3 separate regions of the Homo sapiens genome follow, and regions 1 and 3 are each linked to region 2. The links are chromatin loops, found by intact Hi-C in ENCODE. Cell type or tissue: endothelial cell of umbilical vein. All regions are shown on one strand. Links, peaks and the distances in the headings refer to the core of each region. The heading gives the core; the rest is flanking DNA. Region 1 holds the start of LOC101927823 (a long non-coding RNA gene). Region 2 has its middle 92 kb from the start of LINC03062. Region 3 holds the start of LOC107987032 (a long non-coding RNA gene).

Region 1 (10,834 bases), core at 5,373-10,372, 83 kb before region 2:
GACCACTTGGCTACTCTATAGAGCCAGATGTTTCTGGTTTATGGGTACATTGTAAGACCAGAGAATCCAAATTGCCTCACCTCTTTCACTTTAAAATTTGTCTCTTAGCCATAAACAATATTGCATGGAACAACATGACCATGAAAAAAGTATTCTGTTAGTCCATGCATGGTTCTTGAGGCAGAAACAGAGCAGACATTGTAGGAAATTCCATAAAAGAAATAAATGTCTCTCCCACTAAAAAAGCATCACGAAGTTGCCCATGATGGACAGAGTCTAATATAATTGACCTACCATCATGTGGTCAGTAGGTCTTCTAGGGAACGAAGCCATACTGGGGGCTCACCATAGTTGCTGCTGGTAGAAGAGTCATTGCCCAAGAGTGGAAGAAATTAGAAAAGCCCTACTACTGGGAGGTTCACATTGCTGAGTTTATGCCACGGAAGTATTTGTGTTCATAAGCCTCCTATGACTGGGGAAAGGAACCAACTCCCATGTTCAGAATAGGGTAGGCTTTGCACTTATCCTTCAAGTCTTTCTAGGCTCTAATTGGCTGAATGTTAGCATCACATGGGAAGATTTTAGGAGTGGCCAATGCCCAGGACACAGCTCAGACTGGCTATATAAGAATTTCTGGTCCGGGTGCAGTGGCTCACATCTGTAATCCCAACACTTTGGGATGCCGAGGCAGGTGGATCACCTGAGGTCAGGAGTTTGAGACCAGCCTGGCCAACATGGTGAAACCCCGTCTCTACTAAAAACACAAAAATTAGCTGGGCTTCTTGGTGGGTGGCTGTAGTCCCAGCTACTTGGGAGTCTGGGGCAGGAGAATCACTTGAACCCAGGAGGCAGAAGTTGCAGTGAGACAAGATCACACCATTGCACTCCAGCCTGGGCTACAAGAGCAAAATTCAGTCTCAAAAAAAAAAAAGGATTTGGGGATGGGGCCCAGGCAGCAGTCATGTTTAAAACCTTTCAGGTGATCCCAATACACAGCCAGAGTTGCAGAAACACAGGGTTAGCTGTGGACATAGAGAGCATGAGAGGTTGTCAGGGTCAGGTAGAAACTACCCCAAGAAAGTGATTACAGGGTGCAAGAGGTGCAGATCGGTGAGAACTGAGGCCTCCAAAGTCAGCAGGGCTCCATCCATGCTTGGAGGTTCCAACAACGGTAGCACATCGAAGTCCACTCCATTCTCAGGGTGCTGCTTTTTCCAAAGGAGTAGAATAGACAGCACAGAAACAAAATAAAAAGTAGAGGAAGACGGTGTGCTTGGGGAGCCATGGCAAGACGGACTCCGAACCTTCTCACAACACCTGTTCAACCACATCGAAGAAAATAACTTGTCCCCTCATGCACTTTCATTTACCAAAATAAACTCCAATTAAAACAAAGATTTGTAAGTAAAAGCAATAAATGTAGTAGATTAAAATACCAGTGTTGTTTTATTTTTATTTTGTAATCATGGAGTGGAGAATATGTTTAGAATTATAAACTGAAACCCAAAATCCACAAAGGGAAATATTTGTGAATTTAATAACATGGATATTAAAGACCTTTGTATGCCCAAAATATCACCATAAACAAAGATTAAAAGTAAAACAGATTGTTTAAAAATATTTGTACTCATTTAACAAAGTATTAATTTCCTTGTCAAAGAAATTATCATGAATCAGGAGAATTAAAATACTGACCATTTTTAATAAGGAAATTAGCAAGGAATTTTGACAAACAAATCATGGGAAAAGGGTAGATGGTCAATACACAGATGAAGATGTATTCAGCATCAACTGTTGGCTAGGCGAGCACCGTCCGTCTCACATTCCATGCATAGCAGTGGTTGCAGCCACAGGTCTTGGGGAGAACGTGCCTGGGTGTGAACTGCGGCTCTGCCGTTGTGATGGCAAACATCCTGAGCTGCAAACAGTCCTGCCATGAAAAGAAGAAGCACTCTCAGTGGTGAGATGGAGACCACCTGCGCCAGAAGCATTGTGCTTCTGAGGGGCCTGGGCAGGAAGAACAAGTCCTCACATTTCCTGACAAGAAATGACCCATCTCTCAGGAAGACTTGAGTTTCTCCTCCCAGGACAGCCACTTCAGTTACAAGGATTGAACAGTATGTAAGATCGATAAGAAAATGAATGCAAGGCCATTCCACTTGTAGGAAAAAAGGGCTCCGAGGCCAGAAGATTGCCTAAGTGGGCCTGGAGGTCCTTTCCCAGGGGGACCTTTTTCTTTCTTAAAGGAAGCCCACCCCACCTAGGCAAGGTCTGCCCACAACCCAGGCTCCCAGACATGCTGTCCTCCTCCCCCAAACCGTGAGCTTGTGTGTGGAGATGCTCTCAGAGAAGGACCAGCAATTAATTAGAGTTGTTCAGCCTGGTGAGAATGCCAGCACAAACTCTTCCTGGAAATAGATTTTATTTAGGGAAAATCAACTCAGAAATGACATCAAGATGGTAAAACAAGCATATTGACCTCCTTTCCTTCCATATCCCTTAAAATGACAGAACACATCACACACCTGCACACACATGCTCACACCTACACATACATTAATGCATCACATATTCCTACACACACCCACATACACTCACACCTACACACATCACACACTGCTTTACATACACTCACACCTACACACATCACACACTGCTTCACATACACTCACACCTACACACATCACACACTGCTTTATATACACTCACACTTATACACACTGTCTCACATTCACACATACACACACACTCCTAATACATACTCATACACACCTATGCACATTCACACATGCCTGCCTGCATACATACACACTCACATGCACATACACTCACGTCCATACGGTCATAGCTAAATATCTTGGGTGGCTTCTCCCACAGAACCTGTTAAGCTTTTCCAGCAAGTTTTCTTTATGTAAACACTTCTTTAATATTTTTACTTTATTTTATGAAGTTTATACATATACATGGTATTTTTTTAAAAACAGGGAAAGCTCTAAAATATTGCTGAGAGGAATTAAAGACCAGAATAAATGGAGGAATATACCCAGATTCTTGGGACAGAAGATTTAATATTGCTAACATGACAATTCTCCCAAAATCAAACTGTGTGGATTCAACACAATCCCAATGAAAATCCCAACAGGCTATATTGTAGAAATTGGCAAGCTGATTCTAAAATTTATATGGAAATGCAAATTGTCTAAATTAGCCGATCAGGTATGAAGAAGAAGAACAAAGTTGGAGGACTAATATTATCTGGTTTTAAGACTTATTATAAAGCGACAGTAATCAAGACAGTGTGATATTGGCATCAAAGCAGATAGACCAATGGAACAGAACAGAGTTCAGAAGGAAATTCACACACACAGACAACTAAGCCTCAACAACGGCAACTGCAAAGTAGGTCATTGGAGAAAGGATAGTTTTCAACAAATGGTGCTGGAACAATTGAATATCCATATGTGTGCACACACACAAATGAGCTTCTATCTGCTCCATACCTGGAACTACATGAAAAAATCAGCTCAAAATGAGTGACAGACCTAAGTTTAAAACCTAAAACGATAACACTTCCAGGAGAAAACATTTGTGACCTTGGATATCAGGTTAACAAATTGGATTTCATCAGAATTAAAACTCTCTTTTTCAAAAGACACTGTTAAAAGAATGACAGTGAAATGAGGAACTCAGAACTCGATAACAAGAAAAACAAACAGCTCCACACAAAATATGGTCAAAATTCCATAAAGCACAGTATGGGAATGGAAGGGGTTCAATAGCTTTACAGTGGAATAAGCTGACAAACACTCTCTCACCAGGAGATGAAGGTCAACATCAGCAGAGATAAGTCGTGTTGATAGTATGTGACCTTGATGTTATGTGATGAGAATGGCACTTTATCTCTGTGGTCTCCTCCCCAAAACCCGTAACCTCTAGTCTATTTGATACAACCCTCCATCAGAGTTGGGCAGGCATCTGGAAGCTTCAGAGGGAGAAGGAAGTGACACCTACAGATGGCTGTAGGTCTTTTAAAACTCCACCAAAGACAAGAAGAAAATATACTTGAAAAATACATCGGTCGGGCATGGTGGCTCATGCCTGTAATCCCAGCACTTTAGGAGGCTGAGGTGGGTGGATCACCTGAGGTCAGGAGTTCAAGACCAGCTTGGCCAACCTGGTGAAACTCCGTCTCTACTAAAAGTACAAAAATTAGCCAGGCGTGGTAGTGGGTGCCTGTAATCTCATCTACTCGAGAGGCTGGCAGGCAGAGGTTGCAGTGAGCTGAGATCTCACCACTCCACTCCAGCTTGGGTGACAAAAGTGAGACCCAGGAAAGAAAAGAAAGAAGAAAGAAAGAAAGAGAGAGAGGGAGGGAAGGAAGGAAGGAAGGAAGGAAGGAAGGAAGGAAGGAAGGAAGGAAGGAAGGAAGGAAGGAAAGAAAGAAAGAAGGAAGGAAGAAAGAAAGATACATCAAGAAGGGGTTAGCTGAAACATAAAATATTTTTCACCATCACCGCAGCTTACAAGATTCTCATGGCCGGGTGCAGTGGCTCACGCCTGTAATCCAAGCACTTTGGGAGGCCGAGGAGGGCGGATCATGAGGTCAGGAGATTGAGACCATCCTGGCTAACTCAGTGAAACCCCATCTCTACTAAAAATAAAAAAAATTAAAAAATTAGCCGGGCGTGGTGGCAGGCGCCTACAGTCCCAGCTACTCGGGAGGCTGAGGCAGGAGAATCGCTTGAACCTGGGAGGCAGAGGTTGCAGTGAGGGGAGATCATGCCACTGCACTCCAGCCTGGGCAAGAGAGCGAGACTCCGTCTCAAAAACAAACAAACAAACAAAAAATAGATTCTCATCACATAACGTGAAGACTTATCTCTCTTGATGTTGACTGTCCGCCATGACTTATCTCTGTTGATGTTGACCTTCATCTTCTGGGTGAGGAAGTTGGTTAACCTATGAAATTTACTAAAGCATAGTCTCCCAATTTGATCAATCCTATCTAAGAGCAGAAGAGAAGAGCAGCAGTCTTCTTAGAGTCCCATCTATGTCTAAATCCCATGGCAGTCTAAACATATGAAAACCAGGAAAGGCCTTCTAGGAGGCGTGGCCAGGTGTTCCTGGAGGTTGAAAAGGGCTGTGGATTTGCAGGTCCATCTTCATCTGAAGGGTTGCTAGAGAATCTATATTTTGGAGAAATTGTAAAAACTAAGTTCTAGAGATATAGTGAAAAAAAATTAGAAATTCAACTACCAGCTCTATGCAAGACATTTCAGGCTTTTCCACTATTAGTCTTGATTTCTTCTTGTGATTCAAAACCACATTTCTGATGTCTGCAGGCAGCCGACACTGGGACGGCCCACCCTCGTCTCAGGCACGTGTTCCACCCTGGCCTCAAAGTTGGCTCCAGGCCCACCGGCCAGCCACCCCTCCCCTGTGTCATCCCTCTAGGTTCTTGCTCAGGAAAAGCCTGTTATCTCTAAAGCCAGTTCCTCCTCCTTCCTTCTGTTTCCACATTAAGCTCTGGCCTTGATTTCTTTGGAAGGTATTCCCAGATCACCCTCCCTCTGCATTCCCAAGCATCATCAAGGCCACCCCTGCCAGACTGCATGCTTTTAAAGCCTTGCTCTGATAAGCCCCCAATGCTCCTGGCAGACCCCACCTCCTGTGTGCCTGCCATGTCGCTTTCAGGGACCTCTGCTGTGTGCCACCATCAAGTCGAGCATTACGTACGCACAAACCCAGTGTCCACTCTGAATGGCGTCTCCCCAGACTCCCCTCCCGGGCACCCTGTCCAGAAAGCCTGGCATCCTGATTGCTGCCACCTCTGCCCACAGCACGTTTTGGCCCACGTGACTGCTTGCTGATGATGATCCTCCTGTCTGCTCTGTTTTTCCTCCTCCCTGCTCCCCTTATTTAAGCTTCCTAGCCTGCAGGGCCCAGCTTGGATTTCAGCCTAGGCATCTTCCCATTCCTGGAAGCCTAACACAGTTTCACCCAAGCTCAGAATTTGGTAGTAGGGGCCTTTAAATGCCATTCTTTTGACATAAGGTTGTGCTTACATTTCATGATGGACAAGGAAGGGAGATATTTTTATTACCCTGTTTTACAGGAGAGGAAACTGAGGGTCAGAGTGGTTCAGTGACTTGCTCAAGGGGCACCTCAGAAGCTGTGGATTAAGTATTCCAACCCCGATCTCTGAGCTTGTATGCTCATAACTTTTCATCAACCTAGTGTTTGTGCCTACAGTTCCCTGGGGGTCGTAGTAGAAGAAAGAAGCTGGAAGGGAGGCAGGCCACCCTTTGCGCCACGCTCCCAACCTTGCCTGTCTGTTTAATGTTGGCCTTTCATGATGTTGTTTGAACAGAGACAAGCTTAAAAGCTATGGCTGTGGGCCCTGCTACTGAATGATGTGGGGGTCGGGACCACATCTCTCTCCTAATCTCAAAGTGCAAAGCACTGCCCAGAGCACAAAGTGGGTACCACGTACCTGCTCATAGGGTTGTCATTTAAGCTGAAAATTGGGCAGAGAAAGGATGACATTCTCAGGAACTCACACCTAAAAACCTCGTCAGTGATATGTAGTGGTTTTCAACATGCCCCGAACTCCCTGGCTCTCACTCATGAGAGGTGCAGTCTATCTCCCTGCTGCTCCTTGCATCTGGGCTCCATGACTTGTCTACAAATAGAACATGGTGAGGGCGGGGCACCATGCCAATTTCTGAGCAGGTCCAGACTTTAGGAAAGAACAGCTTCCACATCCTGTCTCCTAGATGTGCTCTTGGAGCCCAGTTTCATGCTGAGGGGAAGCCACAGCTCCCACCAATCCCACCACAGAGAGCAGCAGCTTGCTCGCACCATCCTGGAAGTGGATCTGCCCATCCCGTCTAGTGGACACAGCAGGCAAGGGGCTAGCAGGGAGAGCTGTTCAGGCTGAGTCCTGCCCAAGCTGCAGATTCCTGGGCAAAATAACTGATTAATATTGTTTTAAGCCACTAAAGTTTGGGGTGGTTTGTCACATGGCCATAGATCATCAGAGCAGATGTCACTGGCAACAGAACAGAGAAGTGAGAGGAAAGAAAGGCCGGGGAATTTCCAGCTGTGTCGCTCAGCTCGGCTGCCAGACTCATCACCAGGGACTGGGTGGCTTCGACGGCAGGCAGTCACTTCTCACAGTGCAGGAGGCCGGGGGGCCAGGGTGGGTACCAGCAGATCTGGTGTGTGGTGGGGAGTGGCTTCCTAGCTTGGAGACGGCCATCTCCTCCCAATGCCCCTCTGTACCTGTCTATGACCAAATCTCCCCTTCTTACAGGCAGTCCAGCCAGATTGGCTTACAGCCCACTCTAACAGTCTTGTTTTAACTCAGTTACCTCTGCTAAGACCCTATGTCCAAATAGGGTCACATCCTGAGGTGCTGGAGGTTAGGACTTCAGCAGATCCTTTCTGAGAGGGCACTGTTCGGCCTGTACCACTGGGATGGATGAGGAGTGAGAGCAGCTTTTAGCACTCTCATATGAACGCATAAATAGAGCGCCTCCTAATGTGGCAGGTGCCCCTCTAGGGAGGAGATTTACGAGCTCAGCTTGGCTTGTTTTCTAGAGCCACCTCTCTGAGGGCAGAACCTGCAGCTCACACAGGCCTGGGATCTCCATGGACACGAAGGTGCCCAAGACTGTGACCTCCCTGAGAAGAAACAGGCCCTGCCACTTACCCTGTTGGCATTCTGACATCACAAGACAGCTGACCATTTTATTGAGCACTTAATACACAGTACCTGCTGCAGTGGCTTTACATAGATGCCTGTGTAATCCTTGCAGCAACACTGGACAGAGGGATGAGATTTGATGCCCGTTCTGCCAGCAGGGAGACAGGCACAGTAGGATCCTCTGGCTAATGAGGGACAGGGCCAGGCTGCAAGCCCAGAGGCAGTACAGCTTAGAGACCCTGCCCTTAGCAGCCACACGGTGCTGCCCATGGGGCCTGAGAATGTGCATTTCTAACAATGCTGATATTCCTGATCCAGGGACCCCAGTTAGAACCAGTTGTAACCCCCCATTAAAGTCTCCTTTCTCCATTCTCTCACGTTCAGGACGTTGTTCTTAAATGTCACAACAAGGAAAGCAGGGAAAGCGGACTTTAGGTAAGTCAGCCTCTCTCCAACGCAGTGCTCCCAGGCCATGTCTCCTGGTGGCCGGATGGATGGCTTCCGTGGACACAGGAGCACTCATAGTGAATAATGGCCCCGGCAGAGCAGCGGCTTCCTGAGACTGATGATCTCATCAGCCCAGACATGAAGGGCTGCCCCAGCTTTCCAGGAACTGCTCTTTTCTGCTCACATAAAAATAGCCATTTCTCATAAACTATTTAGTGGGGCTCGGATCACATCAGGAACCATTAGTGAAATGGGAGCTTTGTTGTTGGTTAGAGGAAGTAGATGGAAGGGAAGAATCAAAGCCAAAGTCACATTTCCCTCATTATATTTCAGGGAAAGGAGACATATTAGCTCTTGATCAGCCAGTGTGAACTAAGAGCCCAGCTGGGAGCAGAGAGGATGAGCTGAGTGCAGGGCTGTCTTCTGCCCCTAGCTGGCTGGCACCAGGCTGCAGGCGGGGACTGGAGTGCACAGTACTCCATTCCCCATCACCCCATCAGGCTGAGACCAGCCTGTTCTCTGCCTTCCCTCTGAAATTCTACATTGCAAGCAGGTGATTCTCTGCTCAGTTTAGTCTGGCTGTGGTATCGCCAGAACACCAGTGAGTTTCCCATTTCTACATCCTGTCCTACACGGTGTTCTAAAAGCACTCTGAAAAAAAAAAAAAAAAAAAAAAAAAAAAAGCCTGATCCTCAGCATCGGATTTGCAAGGGGAGCTCCCTAGAAGCTCTAGGACTTACAGCATTGTGTGCTTGCAAATTTGGAAGGTTTTTTAGAAATTAAATGTGGACACATAAATTGCATCAACAGGCTGTGTGTGTGTGCATGCACACACCTCTTACGTGGCTTCTTTTGAAAGGGTTTTCAAGCATTCTTTCCAAATGTTAATGCTGCTATGTCCACTACGCCCAGGCCCCAGCATTCAGGTTTAAAAAATGGATTTCCACTGTTTTATTTGCTTATTTAGACAGGCTTTTTTGTTTCACACTCACACTATGCATGAGCGCCTCTTAAATATAAAAATTTAGTCCACCTCAATCTTTCCCTTTTTTTTTTTCAGGCCCCCAGGAAACAATGTTGCTGAGATCATCCAGGACTCAAATCAGGTAAGGGGTAAAAGGACTCTCAACTCTCCATCTAAAATACATCTAAACTTCATTAGGTGATAATATTTGAGGCTTCTTCCAAGAACTTCAAGCTAATCTTAGGTGTCATCAGAGAATGTGGACATCTTTGCTGAGATGTGAAATGTATGCAAGCCCTTAAACCCACAGTGGTTCCTGCCACATGGTACCACGCTGTTCACTAAGTCTGCGGCAGCCTCCCCTGTAAAGCTGGTGCCTGCTATCAGGTGCTGTGGCAGTTCAAGGAGAGGACCAGCCCTTGTGCACCATCACATCCTGATGCATTAACGCAGGTGGTAGTTCTGCCTTTTGATCTCAAGTCCAAGCAGGAAGGAGGCGTGAGGGCCATGCCTCTCAATGGCGGAGAATACTGAGTGTATTCTTTAGGGTCCACCAGAGAAACAGAACCAGTGGGTGTGTAAACACAGGGAAAGAAGAGCTGGGTCACATGAGTAGGAAGGCTGACACTTCCCCAGATCTGCTGTTTTCAAGGTGGAAATCCCTTCAAACTTCCAGACTGAAGTCTGGCAAGCTTGAGACTCAAGAAATTGATGTTCAGTTTGAGTCCGAAGACAGGGGAAGATCCACGTCTCAGATCATGCAGTCAGGTGGATATTCCCTCTTACTCAGCCATTTTGCTCTCTTTAGGATCTCTGTGAGCTGGATGAGGTCTCGTCCTTGGGGAGGCCCCCTGCTTTACTAAGTCCACCAATTCAAATGCCAGTGTCATCCAGAAACACCCTACGCACATGCCCAGAATAATGTTTGGCTAAATATCTGGGTACCCTGTGGCCCAGCCAAGTTGAAACACGAAATTAACCATCATACAAGGTATGTGAGAGGTCACGGGATGCCCCCAGATGCAATGCCCTGGGCAGGGCTGGGGGGTTCACTGGGCGTCTGAGTGGCAGCAGGATCTACAGGTGGTATACACTCTGCTAAGGGAGCAGCTTCACCTGTCAAAGCTCCTGGCCCCAGGCAGTTCCCAGGAGCTGCAGCCATACCGCCATGGTCACCTTACCCCGGCACAGCCACGTGCATTCAAACTTTCCAGACCATTCCCTCAAGACTGCCCTGGAGCTTGTGTGACCAGGTACTGCTCTGAGCTGTGTTTCCACCTGATGTAGCTGTGGTTCAAGGCAGTGTTGGCTCGTGGGGCTCAGCCACACCTTGGAGGTCAGAGGTCAGCTCCACCAGCCACCTGGCCACCTGCCATCCACATGCCAGGGTAGTTGTACCCCCGTAACCCACACGCTCAGCAGCCACTTCTCCAAATGTGCCAGTCTTAATGGAACACAAAACACTGATGGCCTGGATTGGGCTTGGGAGACTTCTCTGTGACTCTGCATAAATGTATTCCAGCCTCTTACAAGATTTGGAAGGCTTGAGGTTCAAAACATTTTCTCCCTAGTTCTTTCTCAGCACTAACTTTTCAGGGCCCTTCCCTACATTTCACCTGGACCCTGAGGAAGTCAGCACCCCAGGCCAAGTGAGGCTTCAACCTCCTGTCCAGTTGTGGAGCAGAATGTACCCCACAAAAGGGACATCCGTATCT
Region 2 (10,834 bases), core at 1,859-6,858:
CAGCTAGTGGTCATCAAGGGGGCTTTGAAGCCAGCCTGGGTGGCCACTTCTCCCCAGTGTGACCCTCCCTACACTTCATCTTTGCATAGGAAATGCAGTTTCCCTAGCAAGTGCTTCACTGCAAACAGCAAAACCCTAAAGAAGGTGGAGAACCATGTCCTGAAACAGGCAGGGACCAGCAGTGACTTCCTGCCATGGGCTGATGGGATGAGGACACAGCCCCCAGGTCTGAGCATCCTGGACGCTGGCCCCCTGCATCCAGCATGACTCACTCAGACACAGACCTACTAAGAGTGGTGGAGACTAGTGGGGACAAGAGACCACGGTGCTCAGAGCTCTCACAATGACGGGAGCCAATGGAAGAGTTTCTGCAAGGCTGCTGCCCTTGCCTCTAGTGTAGGGCCTAGTGTTGCTATAGGTCAATAGCTCAGTGGGAGCTGAGAGGAGACTGGCACACAGTGCACACCCAGCACCCTTCACCAGCCTCAAGTGCAAAGGCTCAGGCTTCACTGTTCTGCCACCCAAATCCTGTGTGTGGCACGCAGGCCTGGGACCCCTCGATAATTCGTGCCTCCTTGGGCCCATGTCTTTGTCGGCCCCTTTCCCTGAGGGCAGGCAGAACCTGAGATCTGCATCTAACCAATAGTATATGGCAACCATTAAGGCAGTCCTCGGTTGTCATGAAAGTCCCAAATCAGCCGGTTTTGAGTTATCAAAAAGGAGATTATTCTGGGAGGGCCTGACTTAATAGATGAAAGTGCTCAAGAGAAGGATCAGGGCCCTTTCTGACATGAGAGACTTTCTCCCCATCACTGGCTTTGCAGAAAGAGCTGCCATGATGTGAGAGGGCCATGGGACAAGGACCTGCGGAGACCTAAGGAACCGAGAGCAGCCCCTGCTGACAGCCAGCAAGAGTGTGGGGACCTCAGTCTGGCAGCAAGAGGAGGTGAACTCTGTCAGCAACCTGAGTGAGCTTGGAAGCAGATTCTTTCCCAGTTGAACCTCCAGCCTCCAGATGAGACCTCAGCCCTGTGACACCTGTTTTGCAGCCTTGGGAGACCCTAAGCAGAAGACCGAGTCAAGCCGTGCCTGGGATCTAGATGTGTAGAAACTGTGGGTGCTGTTTTACCCTATTTAGTTTGTCTTGCAGCAGTAGAAAACTAATATTCCAGGGCCTTCTGGAAAAATGTCATTGCAGCCTAGCTAGATTGGTATCATTCTGCACCACACCCAGGCTCTTTCTAGTTCATGTAACCCCTAAAACCTCCAGGTCCCAGTAAAGACTGGGAGTTTTCAGGGATCTCTCCGGAATGAGCAGGGCCTCTGAAGATACCTAGATACCAACCTGGCCAACCCACACCTTGCCAGCCACTGCCATTGTACTGCCCAGTGTCACAGCAGATATGGCCCAAGTTGCATTCAGGCTTTTCCTAGTGGTTTGCAGGCTTGCTAGACTGTGCTGGACCAGAACGGATATTCCTACAACGCAAGCCTAGCTGGGTGTTCCTACCACATCCTTCTCCATCCCTGCGTGTCCCACTTAAAAGGGTTGCCAGGACCCCAGAGCCAGACCCAAGCCCTGCCCTCACCTTTCTTCCCTGTTTTTGGTCTGTAAGGAGCTGCCTCGTCCCACAGGATCTTTAGGTCCATTTCACTATAGTCAGAAATGTCTCTGAAGCACGAAGAAAGGCTGAATATCCACTAAACTGAATACGAGTTTTGTCTTTTGAGCATAAGCAACGTGGATCTCGGCGTGTTAAAAACGGACACATATGAATGCTTCTGGGCCCCTGCTGGGCTCACAGGTGGATGGAGTCTTGACCACAAAATCTGGGCCAGATAACTATCCAGAATGTCTAAACAGATCACCAAAGACAAGACCATCTCCAAAACGAAAAGTAAGAAAGCTGACTCTGAGCAGCAGTGCTAAAGCCCAGGCCAGAGCAACAGACATTGTGACAGAGGGCTTCAGTGCCCACGCTGGCCTGTTATTGGGCATATGCAGTTTAAGAAACCCTTACTTGTTTGCTATGCCTCCGAAGAAGCTATCAGGCTTAGAAAATCACAAAAGGGAACCAAAGGAAAAATAGGAAACTAACAAAATTGACAGCGTTTGCCAATGGCTTCCCAACACCGGCTTTGCATCAGCCAGGGAGGTTGTTAATAGGTGGAGCTGCTTCTGCTCTTGCTGTTTCCATGAAAGCGTCCGGTGTTTCTGTATTGCACATTCTGATTATGAAATTTTAAAACCGTAATAATGTCTAAAGTGACTATGACTAGAAGTATTCTTCTTTACGGAAACTAAAATCACAACTGTCAAGGGAACGGGTATGCCTGGGAATGCTGACTTCCCCAGGGCCCTTGCCAGGGCGCTTGCAGCCCTCTCCACTGCTCCTGGCAGCCACGCAGCAGTGACCTCATGTGTGTTTGCCCTCCAGGTCCACCAGCTGCAGTGACCTCGTCACAGGAATGCTGCACCACTCTGATCATTCAGCAGCCATCAATATCCAGGCAAGACCCTCCGCCAGCAAAGAGATTACAACTCGCAAAAGGCTCAGATAATCATTAGCATTTTTTAACAATAAAGTATTTTTTATTCAGCTATGTACTTTTTTAGACTTAATAGCATTCCACATTTAGTAGACTACAGTATAGTGTAAACAAACCTTTTTTCTTTTCTTTTTTTTTTTTTTTTTTGAGACGGAGTCTCACTGCAATGCCCAGGCTGGAGTGCAATGGTGTGATCTCGGCTCACTGCAACTTCCACCTCCCAGGTTCAAGCGATTCTCCTGCCTCAGCCTCCCGAGCAGCTGGGATTGCAGGCGCCTGCCACCATGCTTGGCTAATTTTTGTATTTTTAGTAGAGATGGGGTTTCACCATGTTGGCCATGCTGGTCTTGGACTCCTGACCTCAAGTGATCCGCCCGCCTCAGCCTCTGGGAGTGCTGGGATTACAGACGTGAGCCACTGCACTCGGCAAACGTAACTTTTATACGCACTAGAAAACCAAAAAATCCATGTGACCCACTCTATTGCAATATTCATTTTATCACGGTGGTCTGGAACCAAACTCACAATGTGTCCAAGGTATGCCTGTACAGTAAACTTGCACTATAAAAAATGTTTCTTAAAACTTTGGTGTGTTCTTCTTCATTAAGACACTAAATAGCAGTAATCTATACACTGCCCTATTGAAGTAGTGCTGAGCATACATGAACTATCAAGACGTTTGCAACAACCACCCTGAAAGAACATTAGCTGTGCTTCTACCAGAGGTCAGAGGTGCCATCAATACAGGGGATGGAAATGCTGAAGTGCAGTTAGATGTTAGTGAAAACCAAGATAGAATCTTTCCTCATATATGTTCACAAATCCCCTGGATTTTATCCGTGGTCTTGCCAGACCGTGTGGTGTCTTTTTCCATGTCCCCAAGCAGGATGACATAGTCTGCAGCATTTGCTTCTGGACCTGGTTCCGTGGAGACACCCAAGACTGGGCATCCCATTGTGTGCATGCACCTTTGTCTGGATATGAGAAAGAAGAGGAAGAGGAGGAGAAGGAAGGAAATGAAGAGGGAAGAAGGAAAGAAGGGAAGAAAAAGGGAGAGTGATAGAAGAGACTGTGGGGTCCTCCCCTCTTCACTTCATCAGCAAGGGGCCAGGAGGCAAGGACGGTAGGTTCAACTTGTCCATGACCTTCAGACCCAGACAGACCGCAGGTCCAGGGGCATCCCCGCACAGGCCATTAGGACCCGACCTCCACCAAAGTGTCGGAAGGAAACTTCACAAAGCTCCTCTGCAGCCAGACATTCTTTTCCAAGCCCACCTGACAGTCTCTGCCCCAGGGTCAGCTCCTGACATGGAGTGTCCTTGGTATGAGGCCCGCAGCCCCATCTGAGCCCACCTCCAAGCCTCCTCTGCTCTGTGTAGAGCCAGTGAAAGGGAACCTGAACAGAATGTGGACCACAGCCAGGGGAGGAGAGAAAAGCCCTTGGAAAGCACTAAATACTCTCCTTGTTCCAAAAGCCCCAAGGACAGCAGAATTATCTGGAAAATGAATTCCCAAAAATTGATTCATGGAGGGGAAAAAGAATTTTTCCTATGATTCTTCCTTCAATTTAAAATTTCTAGGCAAGTACACATTGCAGCCACATAATACACCCTTTCCCCATTAATAATCGTGATTTTCAGAAGAGAGGGTCATTTTTCCTGTTATTGTTGGTCACACCTGCCAGTAAACAAGCTGTGTGTGCTGTGTGGGGGTCAGGGCAGAGCATTCAGACTCTAAAAGCTAGACCCCGCGTGTCCATGACCTTGGGCTTGCCCAGCTGGACGGGTTTCCATGCACTCCACATCTGGATTCCAAGAACAGACTGACATACAATGTTCCAGAGCAGACTGATGTGGATGAGGATGCCCCATCAGAGAAAACATGGCCCATTCTCTCCCAAAGGCTAAATTTTTTAAAAAGAGGATAAATAATTACAAGCTACTTTTGCAATGTTTCTATAACAAAAGTGGGATTTGTAAATCTCTGAATTGTTCAAGGAGGCTTGTCCGCAACCCCCCTGAGTCATGACAGGAAAGGAATTATTTATAGCCCAGGACAGTTTGTTTACATACTTGCCTAGTTCCTGGGCAGAGTCCTTCCTCCACCTGCACAGTAAAAGTTGCTCATCAAAAATAGAAAATTATTGCTTCCTTTTCAACTTTCCCTGAAAGCACTGAGAAGAGGAAGGGGGAACACAAAATATATTTTTACTAAAGGGTTCTTTCCTCTCCAACTAAAATCTTATCCAAATGTTGCTTCCTTAATCCCCAGAAGGAAACAAAAATCCTGAGCTCTTTTGTAGAATGATTAGAGACAAAGTCCTGAGACTCCACACCTGATTGTCCCCAAGTCCCAGGGGGGTTTCTGAAACTGCCTAGGAGATGCTACGGGGGGCTGTGAGAATGTAAAGGAGCCCACCACCCAAGCTGGGGACCTTGAGACCGGCCTCTCTTTCATCCAGACCAGCCCTGCCTTTATCTGTTGTGCACAATGGCATTTAGACTGCTTCCACTGGTAAACTGGAGTTTGAAAGTGACAGGAATGGTTGATCAAGCAGGCCCTTGGGGCTCTCAGATGAATGCACCATTCTGTCACTTTGTCCTGTATGGTTGCCATCCATACAGAGAACACTGGGCTGAGCAGCCTCCTGCCCAGCCTGCTGGAGATGCCGTATCCACATTAGGGTGAGACCTAGAGGCACTAGGGGCAGCAGGAGGGAAGGGGGAAACCTGTTCCTTCCTGAGAGTTGTAATCTCCTTATAGAGAGAGATGATCCAGAGAGGGAGCTGGCGGGGTGGCATGCAGCTATGAAGGTGCTGAGCTGGCAAGAAAGCAGCCACGCAAAAGGTGGCACGGAGGGCAGGAAGCCTCAGCAACACAGAATAGGCAAAAGCCAGGACAGCTCCTCTGGGACCAGGGCAACTGGACATGCTCCAGGTAATGCAGGTAATGCAGGTAACGCAGCTGAGTGGGCACCAAAAGGCAAGAGCCATGTTAGGGAAGAGATCAGGTTGGTCAAATACACCACAGGCTGCTAAAAAGGGAGCTCTATTACTAAGCGTTAATCATAAGATTGGAGAGATTGTTGAGAAGTACTTCACACTTGAAGAAGACATCTTCAGGAGAAAATGAAAGGAAAATGTGGGTGGGGAGAAAGATCAGGTTATTCTATTTATTTCCAACTGGGTAATATGGTATATATGACACATACACAGATAGATAGTTGGATGGATATATATATATATCATAACGAAAAAGATCATCTCTCATATGAAGGTCTTGAGCCAGGACCCACATGCACCACACTCAAATATTATACCATGAATTTCCACAGACCAAAATCTTTAAAGCACCTACAACTGGAATTTTCTTAGACTAAAATAATTTGGCTAGGTAACAGAATTCAGCTACTTGCAAGAGTCAAAGGGGGACACGTTGTTTTATAAATTAACTAGAAACATTTCTTGAGCCAAACTAGAGATGGAGTTATTGACACAACCGGAGGGCAGAGCTCACCAAGGGCACCGAGACTGGCCGCTACTTAGCTCACCTAGGACCTCCCACGCCGCCCACAGGCCGCACCACAGAGCAGCAGGAGACACGTGTTCCAATGTTGACCGAAAGGCAGGTGGAGGCCAGAAAGCATGCTGCCCACTGACACTGGGCCCCAGCCACAGAGGCGGGACAGAGCCACCAGCTCCGCCGCTCCACCACCCCCAGCTCGCTGGGTAAACACACTCAAGCTGGAAGCCTGGTGTCCCGGCCTTCTCACGAGACTGCAGGAAGCAGGACGGACGAAGTTTACTAAAATCTAACATCCTATGGTACGTGGGATTTATTTTTTTTAGACACTATCCAGGCTGGTTTTGTTCTCCCCACTGTTTAACTGTATTTAGTATACAACCTGCAAATAAAAATATACCTGGGCTAGCCCTGATCCAGGGTTTGGAGGCAGTATGATCTCTGCAACATCTGCAGCAGAACCACTGGGGAATCATGAAGATTCCTGGCTCCTCCCTGCCCTGCATACACACTCACACACACACACACACCCCATTCATGCACCATACACACATCATACACATACCATACACACACAAACCACGCACACTGTAAACCCACATGCAGCACACACAGCACACACCCCATTCACATACCAGACACACACCATACACACATCATACACATACCATACACATACAGACCACGCACACTGTAAACCCACACACACCACACACAGCACACACCCCACCTACACACAACACACACACGACTCACTGTACATCTCACACACACTGTATGCCACCTACACATGCCCCCCCACACCATATACCACACACACACCATACACACCACACAAACCCACACAAGTACACTCCACACACGCATACACACACCATACATATACACATACATCCCACACACACATACATACAGCACAAATTACACACACACCACACATACATACACACACTATACACCACACACAATATACACCCTACACACACATACACACAGCACAAACTACGAACACACACTCACAACTACACACATTACACACACCACAAAAACTATACACCCCACACAGTATACACACCCACACACACATACACACAACACAAACTACACACACACCACAGAAACACAGAAACGCACATTATATGCACCATACAAGCTATATACCCCACACACAGCACACATTATACACCCTCTCCACCACACACACACACACACACACACACACACACACACGAGTCCTGTATTAGAATTGTTAGGAAGTGGCGCATAGTAACCTCCATTTTAACACCCAATCCTGAAGTTTGAGTCACAGCTTTTACATGAGCCAGGCTTCAAACCTTTAAACCCCTTTGATTAGTGGGCAGGCAGAGGGGAGCTTTAGTGGATAACAGCAAAGTGTGTCATGCACAGCACCCCATGTGGGTCAGCATCCCATGCCATTTTCATGACAGCCCTAGAAGCTGGGGATTGTCACTGTGAGTCTCAAACCCTACAGGTTTGCAAATGTACAGAATCCTCCTATCTCAGGAATGCCTATGGTTCCTGAAGAAAATAATATATACATGTAGCTAATCTTGGCAATTCCAGAGGCCAAAAAAAAAACAATGTCCCGCAGTCATGAGGTCATGGCCCTTCTTGTGGTGAGCTCATCAGTCCCAAGCGCCAGGAGGGCTCTCCAGGCACTATCTGAGCCTCACAACACCCTTGGGCAGCCCCACCTGGCCCTGCACTGCCTCCTTCCCTTCTTGCAACAAAAAATTCCATGTCAAGGCAAAGACTGATAACGAGGGTGATGTAATTAAAACTCCCCAGGACCAGACTCTCCACCCTGACTTTTCAAAAGGTCTATTCATCCCATCAATATCTTAGAAGGATGGGCCACATTCCTCCCTCCCAGTCTGCGGAAGCTATGGGGACAGGCCCAGGGGTGAGCTGCGAGCTCCCTCACCCCATGGAAAGGGCCCCTGCTCTGTCCCCCTCCTTTGAAGGTTTCTTCAGAGACAGAAGCTGTTCTTCCTTTGAAGGGAGGAGGCTTAGTGAGAGTGGGATGAGGAGGGGACTTCCAGGGACAAAGCTTTGCTGTGGTCCAGGAATTGTGGGGAACCAACATGTCCTGTTTCCCTAAATTACTGCAGGGAGGGGCTGCAGGGCCCCAGGAGACACCAGCACCCTCCTACAGCCTTCCCGGCAGCTCCAAGGCAATTTCCTCTCCCTTCTTCCCCTCCTTGGCCTTCCAGAGGGGTTTGAAGAGTCCTTCACCATGTCCTCTGGGGAGCACATGAAGATGATGACTTTTTTAGGCAGTGTCTCTTCTATTCACCTTGACTTTGGCAGCACTAATTTTTCAAAACCCATCTCAGTGTATATATACCTTCCTGTTTAATTTTATAAAAATTAGCTCACCAAACTCCACCCTGGAGTAATTCACCAAAGTCACAAATTCACTCGAAAGAATTTATCCAAGGAGTCTGTGGATGGAAGTCAAAGAGTCTGAGAACTTGAATGGGGAAAGAATTCCATCTTTATTTCCAACCACCCTCTAATTGGAATTGAGCCTTGTCTTCACTGTGATTTTAAGTACCTTCACAGTAGGATTTGGGATAGCTGTGATTTTGTCACCACAGAAGCCACAATTATTTGAGCAGCTCATTAAAATTGTTGCAGATGTCATAAAACTTTGTTTATGTATTTATGTATTTATTTAGAGACAGGGTCTTGCTTTATCACCTAGGCTGAGTGCAGTGGTGCAGTCTCAGTTTACTGCAGCCTCCGCCTCCTAGGTTCAAGCATTCTACTGCCTCAGTCACCTGAGTAGCTGGGACCACAGGCATGAGCTACTATGCCTGGCTAATTTTTGTTTTTTATATTTTGTAGAGACGGGGTTTTTCCATGTTGCCCAGGCTGGTCTAGAACTCCTGGGCTCAAGAGATCCACCTGCCTCCTAAAGACTGGGATTATAGGTGTGAGCCGCCACATCCAGACAAAATTTTGTATACTCTACCAATCCTTATAGATGTGAATCTTTAGCTAAAATTAAAATAAAATAAAATATTAAAAAGACAATAATTCTGGTTTTTCCTCTTGGAAAAAATCAGTAGAAAAATCTATGTGTGTGTATGGTGGAAGCATCAGGAAGACGGGGCTTTGCTGACACTGCTTCATTTATACTGCGTTCCCAGCATCTAGACTAGTACTGTGCATGGTAGGTGTTTAACAAACACAGTACTTACTGAATTTAAAACACTAGGTAAACTCGTAAGTGCTTACAAATCTATGGATTTTATTGACTTTTTAAACTGCAAAAGTAATGCATGCTTGTAAAACATCAAATGTTAAATTTACACAGCAAAAAAGACGTCTCCCTTATAATCACCCCATCTCCCCTCCACACCCCCCTGCCAGCCTGTGGTCACTCCTGGTAGCACTCTGGTGTGAATCCTCTCAGATCTTTTCCCACTTATTTAAAATGTGTGGGTTGAGGAGGGTGGCTTTTTTGTTTTTTGTTAATAAATATATAACAAGGTGACTGACTGAATATGTAATTTGTATTTTGCCTTTCTTTTTTCCTGCTTTTAGCAAGAGAAACTCTGGAGTTTTCAAGCAAAAGTTTTCCATGACTCAGGGGGAGGCATGAGAATAAAATATATAGCCACTCACTTGTTCCAGCTTTTTGTGCCTAAGACCTCCAAAAGAAAGAAATTGCCAGGAGAAGGGGCTGGCCTGAAAGCAGTGTATAATATAAACGGGTTTTCATGTTCTGAAGATTCAGCCCATGATGGGAATGAAGTTACATGTCTCAGACAGGGAGAGAAACTAGAGTCTGGGTCCCATGGCTGAGAGGTGGAGAACAGAGACAGCCCTAGGCTGTGTGCCCTGGTTTGGGTCACCAGGGAGAAGAGGTGGGGATATGAGAGGAAAGAACCCCCTCCCCTACAACCTTCAAGTGGCAGGAACCTGGAAGCCCCAAGAACCAAGTAGCCTAACCTAGTCCCAAGCCTGCAGATGAGCCTATTGATATGGTTTGGCTGTGTCCCCACCCAAATCTCACCTTCAGTGGTAATAATCCCCACATGTCAAGGGTGGGGCCAGGTGGAGGTAATTGAATCATGGGGGTGGTTTCCCCCATACTGTTCTCGGTAGTGAAAAAGCCTCACCAGATCTGATGGTTTTATAAATGGGAGTTCCCCTGCACAAGCTCTCTTGCCTGCCGCCATCTAAGATGTGACTTTGCTCCTCATTCGCCTTCCACCATGATTGCAAGGCCTCCCCAGCAATGTGGAACTGTGAGTCAATTAAACCTCTTTCCTTTATAAATTACCTATTCTTGCCAGGCGTGGTGGCTCACGCCTGTAATCCCAGCACTTTGGGAGGCCAAGGCGGGCGGATCACGAGGTCAGGAGATCGAGACCATCCTGGCTAACACGGTGAAACCCCGTCTCTACTAAAAATACAAAAAATTAGCCGTGCATGGTGGTGGGTGCCTGTAGTCCCAGCTACTCGGGAGGCTGAGGCGGGAGAATGGTGTGAACCAGGGAGGTGGAGCTTGCAGTGAGCCAAGATCGCACCACTGGACTCCAGCCTGGGTGACAGAGCGAGACTCTGTCTCAATAAATAAATAAATAAATAAATAATCTGTTCTTGGGTATGTCTTTATTAGCAGTGTAAGAACAGACTAATACACCTATTAAGGAGAAGTGGAGTCACAAGAACTTCCCAGAACGTCTGGGGCAGGAAGCCAGGCAAGGCAAACATAGTCCCTGACACC
Region 3 (10,834 bases), core at 201-5,200, 76 kb before region 2:
GATGCTCAATGTGACTGAATGGATGAACTTCCTTCTCTGGATCACCCAGGGATGGCCCCATGCATTTGTGGATTTAGCTTCCAGACTCCTGCTGTCCTGCCCTCATGCATGGCTGATGATTTGAGCTACTGATTAACACTTTTTAAAGTCAAATTTCTCGGCACATGTCAGGGTGGGAAATTCTATCTGTCCTCCATATGCCGGGCATCATTCCACAGCAGCTGGTTGGGAAGGAAAGCTTAATCTCTCGGAACCTGCATAATATCTTTATAAAGGTACAGCTGGGCGAATGTCATAAAAATGTTCAGTTGTGGGTGCTGGGATATCAGATGCCTTGCGTGCCTCTTCACTGCCAGGACACACTCCAGGAAAACCCCTGGTGTGCTTGAGGCCACATGACACACAGAGAATGCAGGCAGCAACGCTTTGCCTTGGAAAGCTGAAGCATTTTCTATCTTAATCCCGGAAAAAAAAATTAAAAAACAACTGCCTTGAGAATGTGATGGATACTGCCCCTACACCTGGGTGTTTAGCCGAGATTTATTTAGAGTTTAGGAAAAGTCACTTGAATGATGAGGGCTTTTGTTCATCCCTTCATTTCTCTGAGTGACTATGGAACTCATATATCTGTGTTTTCCCACTAGGGTTGTCTATCCCTGCCATTTGTTTTTTCTTTGTTATTTCTACAGAGGCAGGGCTGACTCTTGCCTTAAACACTTTTGACGAATATCCCTGGAGCTAAAACCAGGGGCGCAAAAGCCACACCCAGGAACCAAGCTCCTGCTGCCTGCTTGGGTAACCATCAAGTTCATTTTGCTCCCTGAATTCCTGCCATGCACTGGGTTCATGCATTGTTCTTTGCAAACATATGAGATGGGGTTATGCTCAGGCACATGGGCAATCAGCACCCACTAGATATGACAGGTGAATCTATTATCTGCTCCGCATAACACATTCCCCAACACTCATAGCTTAAAACAATAGTCTTTTATCACCTCTCACAGTTCCTATGGGTCAGGAATTGGGACAGGGAGTGGCAGGATGGCCTGTCTTTGCTCCATGGTATCTGGTCCCTCCACTGGGGGACTCAAAGCAGAGACAGGAACCATCTGAAGGATGTTTCCTTGTAGATCTGGTGGCCCATGCTTGTTGTCAGTTTTTGGCTGGAATGCCCACATGTGGCCTCTCCTTGTGCCCTGGGCTTCCTCAGAAGATAGCAGCTGGGTTTTAAGAGCAAGTGTCTTAAGAGTGAGAGAGACAAGAGACCAAAGCAGAAACTAATGACTTTGATGATCTGGTTACAAAAGGCACACACCACCACCTCTGCCATATTGTATTGATTCAAACAATGACAAAGGCCTGCCTAGGTCCAAAAAAAGGGAACACAGCACCCCGCACCCAGTGGAGGATGGGCTTTAGATAGGTATGATCATCTTTGGAAAATACAGTCTACCACAATGGCAGACAAGCAGAGCCGGCTGTCCAATCGATCTCCTGCAATCAACACTATGCAGCTGCAGTGTCCGTCACCCTTGCTTAATGTCTCTCCAAAGCCCAATTCTATGTCAAGACAGTCTCTGTGATTCTATTCAGTAAAGACTGCTTCACCTGAGACCTCTCTTGAGATTGCTTTTTTGTGCTTCTCTAAGATTAATATCCGGAATTTAAAAAAAGGAAGAAAAATAGCCAGTGCCTTCAATATCCCCCTTCTCTGAATCATTACCGATTGGGCTAATGACTGCTGATAGTAAACTGGAATTCCTCTGAGCGCTGTACTGAGTAATCGCTGGCTTATTGTTTCACTGTGCTCAAGGTCTGCGTGGTGGAAATGGCTCATCACAAAGACGCATCACCCACGGAGAGAGGCCGCACTGCACAAGGGCCTGCCTGAGGCAGCTACCTCTGCAGCCAATGGGAGCTCGACCTGGAGCTGAGCTGCTCCCAATGACCATCCTCCGTGTTTCTCCAGACATTCTAATGGTCGCCGTCTCAGTGGGGCATGTACTGGGTATGGGGTATGGGGTAAGTGGGCTGCCGTGATCTAAGCCCCCAGTCATGCCTCTGCAATGTTCCCTGCGTGATGGGCATGGCCCAACCAATCCAAAAAAACCAGGCCCTGGGTGATGAGGCTTTTCTGTCTACCCACTAATTACAGTTTTTAGTGAGCTGTGTCTGGCCACAATTTCAAAATTCCATTCTGACAGCCTACACTATGGTCTCCAGCACGGGAGTCCTTTACCGCGCATCAGCGTGCGGGATCAGGTAACACAGACAGATAGATCAAGGCTGTTGACAGTCTTTAATGAAGTGGCAGGGGCTGGAGCCGGACGGCTCATCTCCAGGTCTTTGTCTTGTATGGTGCAGGCCGCACTGGAGACGCAGTTGGTGGATCACAGAGGCATAACCCTGGGCACACAAACACTCAAATGACCTGACTCTCCTGGTTCTACAGAAGCAAACCTGCGAGACTCAACGGCTGACAGCACAGTGCAAGGGAGGATTTATGCCTTCTTTCCGGCAGATTCTTATTTGCCTTGAAGAATCCAACAGAGGGCCACTGCCTGGAGGAACCCACATGCTGTCAGGCATTAATCAACTGCAGAAAACCCACCAAGGACACTCTGTTGCAAGTGGACAGCTTTGAACTCCAGCTGCCACAGCTGGGGGAACATTTGATAGTGAAAAACAATAAACAGCAGGGGAGGGAAGGTCATCTGGCTGAGAATATTTAAGAACGTTCCCCTAGAGGCAGTAGCAGAAAACACATTTACATCTGATTGTCTCTCTTCCTGAATGGTCAGTTTCTGCCTGATGCTGACTAGGTACAGAAATACAGGCAAGCAGAATCCAGAACCCCAGGGTTGGGCGAAAACACTCTGTTTTTTAAAGGACTTTGAACAACAATGAGAGACAAAGAATTCCCCATGGCTATTCTGCCAGGAAGTGACCCACCAGTGAAGGTTGCAGAAAAAAAAACACCCAGGGCTCAAGACCACGGAGGGAGATTTTCAGGGCCTGAGCCTCACTTGCTTCAGGTTTACTGATGCTCTTGGGGCTGGGGAAATGCTGAGGTCATCCAGGGGTAACTGGATTGAACCACCACTCTGTGCACACATTAAGGTAGTGAACTGCACAGTGCCATTTCTACCAGGTGGTACTGGCTTTTTTTTTTCTCTGGCCCTACTGCTTTCTTTGTGGAGTCTTCACCAAACCACCCCTTCCTAAATCCAATTCACTAAATGTTGCAAGGGGTATAAACATAAAGACCTGCCCTCCTCTGCCCACAAAAGCAGTCCATAAGAGAAGAAGGATGTGCATTTACTTGTGACTAGTGTTCTAACACAGATATAAACACAGTTCAGAAGAAACTTGCAGAGAAGAAAATAAATTCCCCGGGGACAGACAAGGCCACACTAAACTCTGTGCCAAATGCCACATGGTCCCTGATCCTAGAATGCTGGACTCATCAAGATCTTATAGATAGATGTCTATCAGTGACAGTGTTTTCTCTTAACGTTAGTATTTAGTGTCACTATCAAATATTTTAACCTTGGAAGACCTGTAAGTGACCTGACAAAGGGCATTTGAAGGTATACTTTATGACCAAGGATGCTTGACCCGGAGGAAGCCCCCGCACGAGGGTACATCTCCTCACTTGGGCTTCCCATGGGTTCTGATTCAATGAGGAGCACCAGGTCAGGACTGAGACATGGTCACATTGAGGCCAAAAGGATGCCATGCCACCCTGACACTGCCATGCAGACTTTAGGTCCAATTCTCGGCTTAAGGCTCACTTCTTCACAAGTGCGTCTCAATTCAGACACCAGCCATGAACTCAGGGTCCACAGACCGCCTACACTTCTGCCCAGCTAGTAACAAATTCCCATCAGGGTTAATCATATGCTGGGTTCCCATCAGGTTTAATCACATACTGGAATGACTCACAGAAGTCAGGAGAGCTCTATACTCACAATTCTAAGGGATACATCTCAGGACCATGCAAGCAATGTGAGACACAGAGGGTGAGATTTAGGAGGGTTCCAAATATGGATGAAGTTTTCATGTCCTCAGGATATGTCACTGTCCTGGCACATGGATGTATGACCAACCAGGGAAGCTCAGCTGAACTTCAGGTGTCCAGAGTGCCTATTGGGGTCTCAGTATGTAGGCTTCATTGATTCAATGGCTATGGGATTGAACTCAATCTCCAGCCACATCCCCTCCCCGAGGCCAGACTTATAGGGGCTCAGAGCCCCAACTCTCTAGTCACATGTTGATCTTTCTGGTGTGACCAGCCCCCATCCCGAGTCTTCCTGTTAGCATGAATTCTGGTGTGGTCACAGGGGCCTACCATGAGTAACAAAGACATCCTATCACTCAGGAAATACCAAGGATTTAGAGGGTCCTTCCCAGGAACCGGAGACAAAGGCCAGCCAAATGCTCTATTGTACAATAAAGTCCAAGTCTCAACCTCAGAGTCTCTCACATGAAAGTCTTCTGCCACTCCCTCTGGTTCTTCACTCTTCTGAGACCAAGAAGAAGGAAGAGCACAGTTTGGGTTCCCAGGCTCCCCTGGAACCCACCCATCTTCAGACTCCCTAGCAATCCAGACACCTTCGTCTGCAGTGTCACCCCAGTCTCTGGGTTCCTTATTCTTTGCACGGTCATGACCTGAGCTCCCACGTCATTCCTCAGAGCCAGACTTGCCGCTTCCTAAACAACTATGCCGGACTCATGCACCTCAGTTTCCACAACTGGGTTCTGTTTCCAAAGCCTTTTGACAGGCCGCTCCCCTTCCACTCCTTCTCTGGTGCTGACTCCCAGAGCCCCTGCCTTAGTCATCTTGCAGTCCCATGGTCAGCCATGACCCCACTCGCTCATGCATTTGTCACTTTGCCTCCCTCAGTCTTTCTTCCTGGAAAGGCTTTCTCTGGTCATCTGAGTCCCACCCAGTCTCCCAAGGCTTTCTCAGCTGCTGTTTACCTCTTGGTGAATTTCGCAGCCTCCCTCACCCTACCACTGAAGCAGGTGTCCTCGCTCACTTGGCAGTCTGCTTTCAAGATCTGGACTTGACATCATACTATTGAGCTGCACACATTAGCTTCTGCCAGCATGGGGCCAGTCTTGGAAGAGCTGGGTGGTATTTTCACGCGTGCTGGCAGTCTCAGCTCTTAGGGAAGCAGCTCCCACACTGATGGTGCCCAGGAGTGATTCTCAGTGGATTTGCAGCTGGTTTTACATGGTAGACAATCTCCTTTTTTATTCTGATAAAACTCTTGGCTTTTCTTGAACTGTTAATATTTCTGCCTAAAAATAGATGCAAAATAACTAAATTTGCAATCATCTCCAAAAAATGAACTACAATAAAAACCTGACTTTTCCTCTAAGATTTAACATAAGGTTTGAGTTATGTGTCTTCTTCAAGTGTCCATTGATGGAGGTATTGATTAATCTATTCTCAATTGCCTGTGGTTCTGACATATGCCACAGTTAAACATCTCCAAATGACAAGGAAACAGAACTTCAGCATGCGAATGAAATAACCAAAAGATCTGACTAAATAGAACTGAAGACATGATTGTAAGCTCAGTCAGCATTTTCTTCTAATGGCACCAAGTAGCCCACAGTATTACCTGTGCATGCCTCATTATCTAGGCCAGGATAAAAGGACATTCACAATCTCTGGAGTGTCGAATTTCTCTTAATATTCACTTTGGTGGATGTTTCAGCTCCTTTTATTTTTTGATACTTACTTGTCTTCTAGAAACATCTTTTTAACTTATTTCATCCCAAGAATCTTTGACACGAAATAGGAAAAAAAAAATGTTCCAACACCTCTAGTGAGTCACCATCAACCAGAAATGAGATATTGCTTTATAAATTCTGCACCAGATCTTTGCATCAGAGCCAGCTTCGGCTACCAGGGCACCCACCATACTGCATCCATCTGGTGAGCTGGGTATCCGTGACACAGAGCAAGCCTGGGGAATGTTCACCTGCCCTGGCAGGCCAAACACAGGGGTACTGTATTCTGGGCTCACAGGAAACCACAGCGTCATCACAGCCACACTACTTTTTGGAAAAGGTGATACTCAAAATTATCTGCACTTCCCTCCTACGCTTCCTTCCAGAAAGCCCATTCCCCGAGAACAGTTGCAAACCACTGATGACTCTGATCAATGCATTGTCTTTTTAATTGAAAATTATGCAGAAACCCCTTGCATTTTAATGCCTTTTGTTGAAAGTAACTCAAAAATATGCCATTGAAAGAATATCCTGAGTGTAAACACATCTGTGAACCAGCAAAGACTTCCCAGGAGCTCCTGGAATCCTCATTGAAATAACAAGTCTCTATTTTGTGATCCTAACACCACCGGATGGGGTCAGGGTAGGTGTGCAAGACCTTGGATGTCCCTGGAAGTTCTTCTTCATGCTTAGTAAATTCCTTGGACCACCTTTCTCGTTGCCATTCACTTATTTCCAAATATTAGGGGAACACCTACAGGTCATCTCTATTCACAGGGAGTTCTAGGTGGCTGGTCTGTGCTGTCTGTGCTGCTGGGATCAGAGGTGTGCCTTGAAGCGTCCCTGAACCGTCAAGGTACCACATGCGCAGGAAGGAGGCTTGAGCTTTGCTTTTGGTTACAGGGCATATGCATAAGGGCTACTCAGAATTTAGGAGTTATATCTCTTCTCTTACTCCCAGCCTGTGATGCGTGAAATGTGACCTAGATTGTAATCCAGATTCTTCCAGGAACTCGTGGTGAGAAAGACCTCCAATGAGCTGCATATCTCTCTGTGTCTCAGTTTGCTTATCCATTAAATGGGTTTAAGAAGAATACCTACTGCACAGGGCAGTTGTGTGATTAAGAGGGATAATTATAAAACCGCTTGCCCCAGTGTAAAGATAAAGAAACAATAACTGTTGATAAAGACGATGTCTATTCTTTAATGCTTGTCTCCTAGTGAAAACAACTGGCTTCTCTTCCAATCATTTTGGCAGCTGACCCCAAATTCACCAAGGCAGACACTGAAATGAATGGAATAGAGAAATGAAAGCAATGGGTTCAGGGGTCAAAAGTGCTGCTGTACAAGGGGTGAGGACAGACAGCTCTCCAGCCACAGGGAGCCTTTGGAGCTACCATGGTCCCCAGGGAGCCAGGAGTGCGACTGAGCTCTCTTTCCTCGGTGCTATATCACCTGGACAGCACCTGATGTAGACTGAGGCTAGGGCCCCGTGGCCCCTTCTGAAAAGAAGATATAGCCATATTAGTTAGACCTGTTTATAATTTAAGAAAGCCCCTATAGCCACATGGCATTGCTCAACTATGGCCACAGTATGGGCAGAGCCCGCATCTATCCACCGCATCTAGGAAGTGCTTCTGCGTGGCCTTTCCTGTCCCCAGGCTCCTGTGCTCTTACTCCTAATTGCTTCATCCACTCAGCAACCCACAGAGAACCTGATGCTGGTCAGTTGGGGCTCCCCTTCCTGAACCATCATGTCAAACACGCAGCAGTCTTGTGACTGCCTTAGAGGGTACAACCTCCTGGACAGGTTGGTGACATTCTACAAGTTCACTGACTATCTTCATTTGGGCACAACCTTTTCTCTGATGCAAACTGGGCACGAACTTAAAAGAATATTGACTCAAAAGCCACCGGTATGCACTTTTCCCCAGGGACCTAATCCCCTTGGAGTGTCCCATGCTTCCCTCGTGCCCCAAAACATGATGCAACCCATGGGAAATCAAGTCACTTGCCAGTCACATGAAGGTCCCTTGCTATTCAGCCAGCACAAAGGTCTTTGTGCTGGTCAATCCAGCTGCAGGATTCTAGCTTTCCAAGAAGAAGCAAGTTGATGGGAGCAAGCACTGAAAGTGGAAACAGGCAGAAGCTTGTAGTGAGTATTTTCACACAGGGAAGATGGGGCTGGAGTGTTTTGGATGCCAAGGTAAGCAGACACACAAGCAGCCTGCTCATGCACGCACTCCTCACTTCATCAGCGCCCCAGGGAGAGGGAAAGGGGAGCTGGGCCCTGGGCCAGGGAACCAGAGCCGAGTTTCCGTCACTCACATGGAGCCAGCTCAACTCAAAGCTCCAGCTGCAGACAGCTTCCCAGGACAGCCCAACCTCAGGACAGCGGAGATGCTGGGTGGTAAGAAGCAGGCAGAAGGGAAGAGCAGAGTAACATTCATCAGCTTAAGGAGGACCCCCATCTTCCTGGATCATCTTTTCCAAAACTTAGAAAATGCAACACAAACCCTGGGGTTGCTAATATTTCAGGAGTCTGTATTTGATTTCCTCCACTTTTGTAAAGCAACATCAAAGTACTAAAATTGACCTTCCTATTCCTCCCAGAACAGGGTGTACTCCCCACCATTCAGAGGCAGAGCCAAACCGAGAATGAAAAACAGCATCCCATCGTCTGGTCCTGCCCAGCAACTTCATCCCAAGCTCAGTGAGATGCTGTCCCCAGAGCTGCAGCCGGGGAGACTCCTCCAGTTTCACAAGCACACCCTCTTGTAATTTCCACCTCTTTGGAGTAGCAACTTGGATAAATTGAAAATGGCACATGAAACATCTCTGTGCCTTTCAAAGGGAGGGAGCATCTCTAATGAGCTTTTGAAAGAAAGCACAGCATCGCCCAGTGGAAAGAAATGTGTAGTGACCACCCAGGCCTGCAGACGAGGCTCTACGATCAAGCGTGGATGCTAATTCCTGATTCCACCCAGTCTCACATTAATTCTCAGGAGTCAGAAGACCTACAAATGTACTCAGGGCATCCAGAGAGAGGCAGAATGCTGCTGGATTGGACACAAAGGACCTGGTCTCTAATTCTAGTGCCACTTATTTCCTTCTTCCCCCAGGTCCGCGACTCTGGCTTTGAGACAGCTGCTTTCCCAACTCTCATTCATGGGAAACCCACCCTAGCTGAGCTTCCCACCTCAGAGCAAACTGGAGAGAACCCATGCCAAGTGCTTCAGCAGTCGCGGGGATGAGAGTCCTACGCAAATATGAAATGTGGCATGCAGTCTCACAGAAGAACATGTTCTCACCAAGGATTGTTACAGAGAGCTGCCTTGTTCAAAGGTCCAAAACGGCTTTGGCAAAGGGTATCTTTCTTTCCATATTTGGCCAGAAATATGAGCTGACAGCAAATGCTATGATTTTGAAATACATGGCATATTATTTTTGCGAGATAGTCTATCTTTGGTGGTATATTCCACAGCTGATATCCAATACTGTTAAATGTTGAAGTCAGAAGACTTTAAACCAAAATAGGAGATAGCAATTAAGTAATGCTGTGCCCAATCTGTTGCCATTGGAGGCTGGTGCATTATCACTGGTTAAAGAGCAAGTGGGGAATTTGTAACAAATATTAGTCACGAGGCTAACCCATCAGGCTCACGTGGGAGAAGGAAAAAGGAAGAGGCTATAGGATCAGGATGTCTCTCTCCCCTGTCTGCAGATGTTATAAATGGATCTGGCCCTAAGAAACAACTTCTTGTTTTAAGATGTTCTAGGGCGGCCTTGGCAGGTGAGTGGAGATTTAAAGTCAAGAAACATAGAATTTTGTGCATTATTTGACAGATTTTTTGACCATGTCTGAATTCAAAATGGCCCCAGTTAGACTGGTGCTTTGGAAGTCCATTTTGTTTAAGATGAGGATATTGAAAGAAATTCACAGGCACAATTTTCTCAAGTCAAAAATATAACCTGATGAGTAGCAACTATATGGGAGGAAAATGGGGTAAACACAGAGTGGTCTTCATAGTGCTGAGATCTGACCTCACCCCCACCCTACACTCTGTGGGGCAGCTCTGGACTGCAATTCTGCCTGCTTGCCACTGAGGCATGACCAGCATCTGTAGAAGGCAAAAAGTGTCTGCAAAATGAAAGAGCCACTGTGACAAGGTGGCTCTGTCATTTTGCAGACACTTTTTGACACAGAAAAAGCTCTGGCTGCAGACTTAACATGAACAACCAGAGGCCAGCAGGGCCAGCACCACCTCCACTCCAGTCTGGTCTGAGTGGTCATGGGGGCTGAGGCTGTGATAGCTGACTCTTCATGAAAGCATCTGTCAAGGGGACAGTGTGGATTTTGCTAGATTGAGATCTGGTCAAGGGTCTCCATGCTGAAGGATGAATTATACTTTCTTTTTGTGTGGGTTTTTCTTTTTTTCTGGACAAACAGATATCACACAGAGTTTTGGAACAATCCTAACACACCTTTGGACTTTTGGATGAATAAAGTTCTCTACCTACAAGTCAGCATAGCACAATGAAAGCAGTAAGGAAGCCTTGAGTTTCCATCGTTGGATTCGGACTTCATGGTGAAATGCAAGTAGGTCACTTGCCTAAGTACAAATATGTGATCTCAATGTTGGCCAAAAAATGGGCAAAACTTCCTTAGGAAGCAAGGGTGAGAGGAATGGGGTCTGAGAGCTAATCCAGAAGCCCAGAATTCAGCCCAGGATTGCAGGGGCCCGCAGGCCTTTGAAAACGACTGGACTTCTCAAGGCTCCCAGGTCCTGGCCAGGTTGAAATCCCTGAGGACCATGGCCGCAGAAGAGTACAATGATGGGATGGCGTAGGGTAGGTCCCTGGCAGAAACCAGTTGATATTTGTTTCTTTATAATGTAGAATATCAAGATTGGGAGCAGAGATTCTCAAGCTTTGCTCACACCAGAATTCCCTGGGCAGCTCTGAAAGATCCCCAAGCCCAGGTGTCCCATCAGACCCACGGAGCCGGAATATGGAGGGGCCCAGGCATTAGACCTACCTTTCTCACCCACCATGAGATTTCACAGGGATAAAAACAACCTGTGCATGT

The links. Peaks named below come from ENCODE experiments on the same cell type or tissue, not always from the same donor. Only the 100,000 strongest peaks of a DNase experiment are listed, where the experiment ranks them.
Region 1: it touches region 2 in a loop (3-fold over the local background); 5 of 110 quality-filtered maps call a loop at or near these places.
Region 3: a loop joins it to region 2, with 4 times the contacts of the local background. A loop is called at or near these places in 6 of 110 quality-filtered maps.

The regions. Positions count from the first base shown.
Region 1 is chr9:89,812,347-89,823,180 of GRCh38, reverse strand. It overlaps LOC101927823 (a long non-coding RNA gene), which reads right to left and starts at 5,338. Exons shown (of 2, transcript NR_188443.1): 1 at 5,257-5,338; 2 at 1,683-1,930. RefSeq lists enhancers at 6,970-7,069, 7,120-7,229. In endothelial cell of umbilical vein, for the core only: no CTCF peak of the experiment used is centred there; a DNase peak (open chromatin) is centred at 8,250; H3K27ac peaks cover 1,082 bases.
Region 2 is chr9:89,726,248-89,737,081 of GRCh38, reverse strand. No RefSeq gene overlaps it. Among named protein-coding and RNA genes, the nearest start is that of LINC03062, 92 kb to the right of the region's middle. In endothelial cell of umbilical vein, for the core only: no CTCF peak of the experiment used is centred there; no DNase peak of the experiment used is centred there.
Region 3 is chr9:89,800,091-89,810,924 of GRCh38, reverse strand. It overlaps LOC107987032 (a long non-coding RNA gene), which reads left to right and starts at 7,712. Exons shown (of 2, transcript XR_001746572.1): 1 at 7,712-7,900; 2 at 8,359-9,198. In endothelial cell of umbilical vein, for the core only: CTCF peaks have their summits at 2,554 and 2,756; DNase peaks (open chromatin) are centred at 1,824 and 2,784; H3K27ac peaks cover 4,002 bases.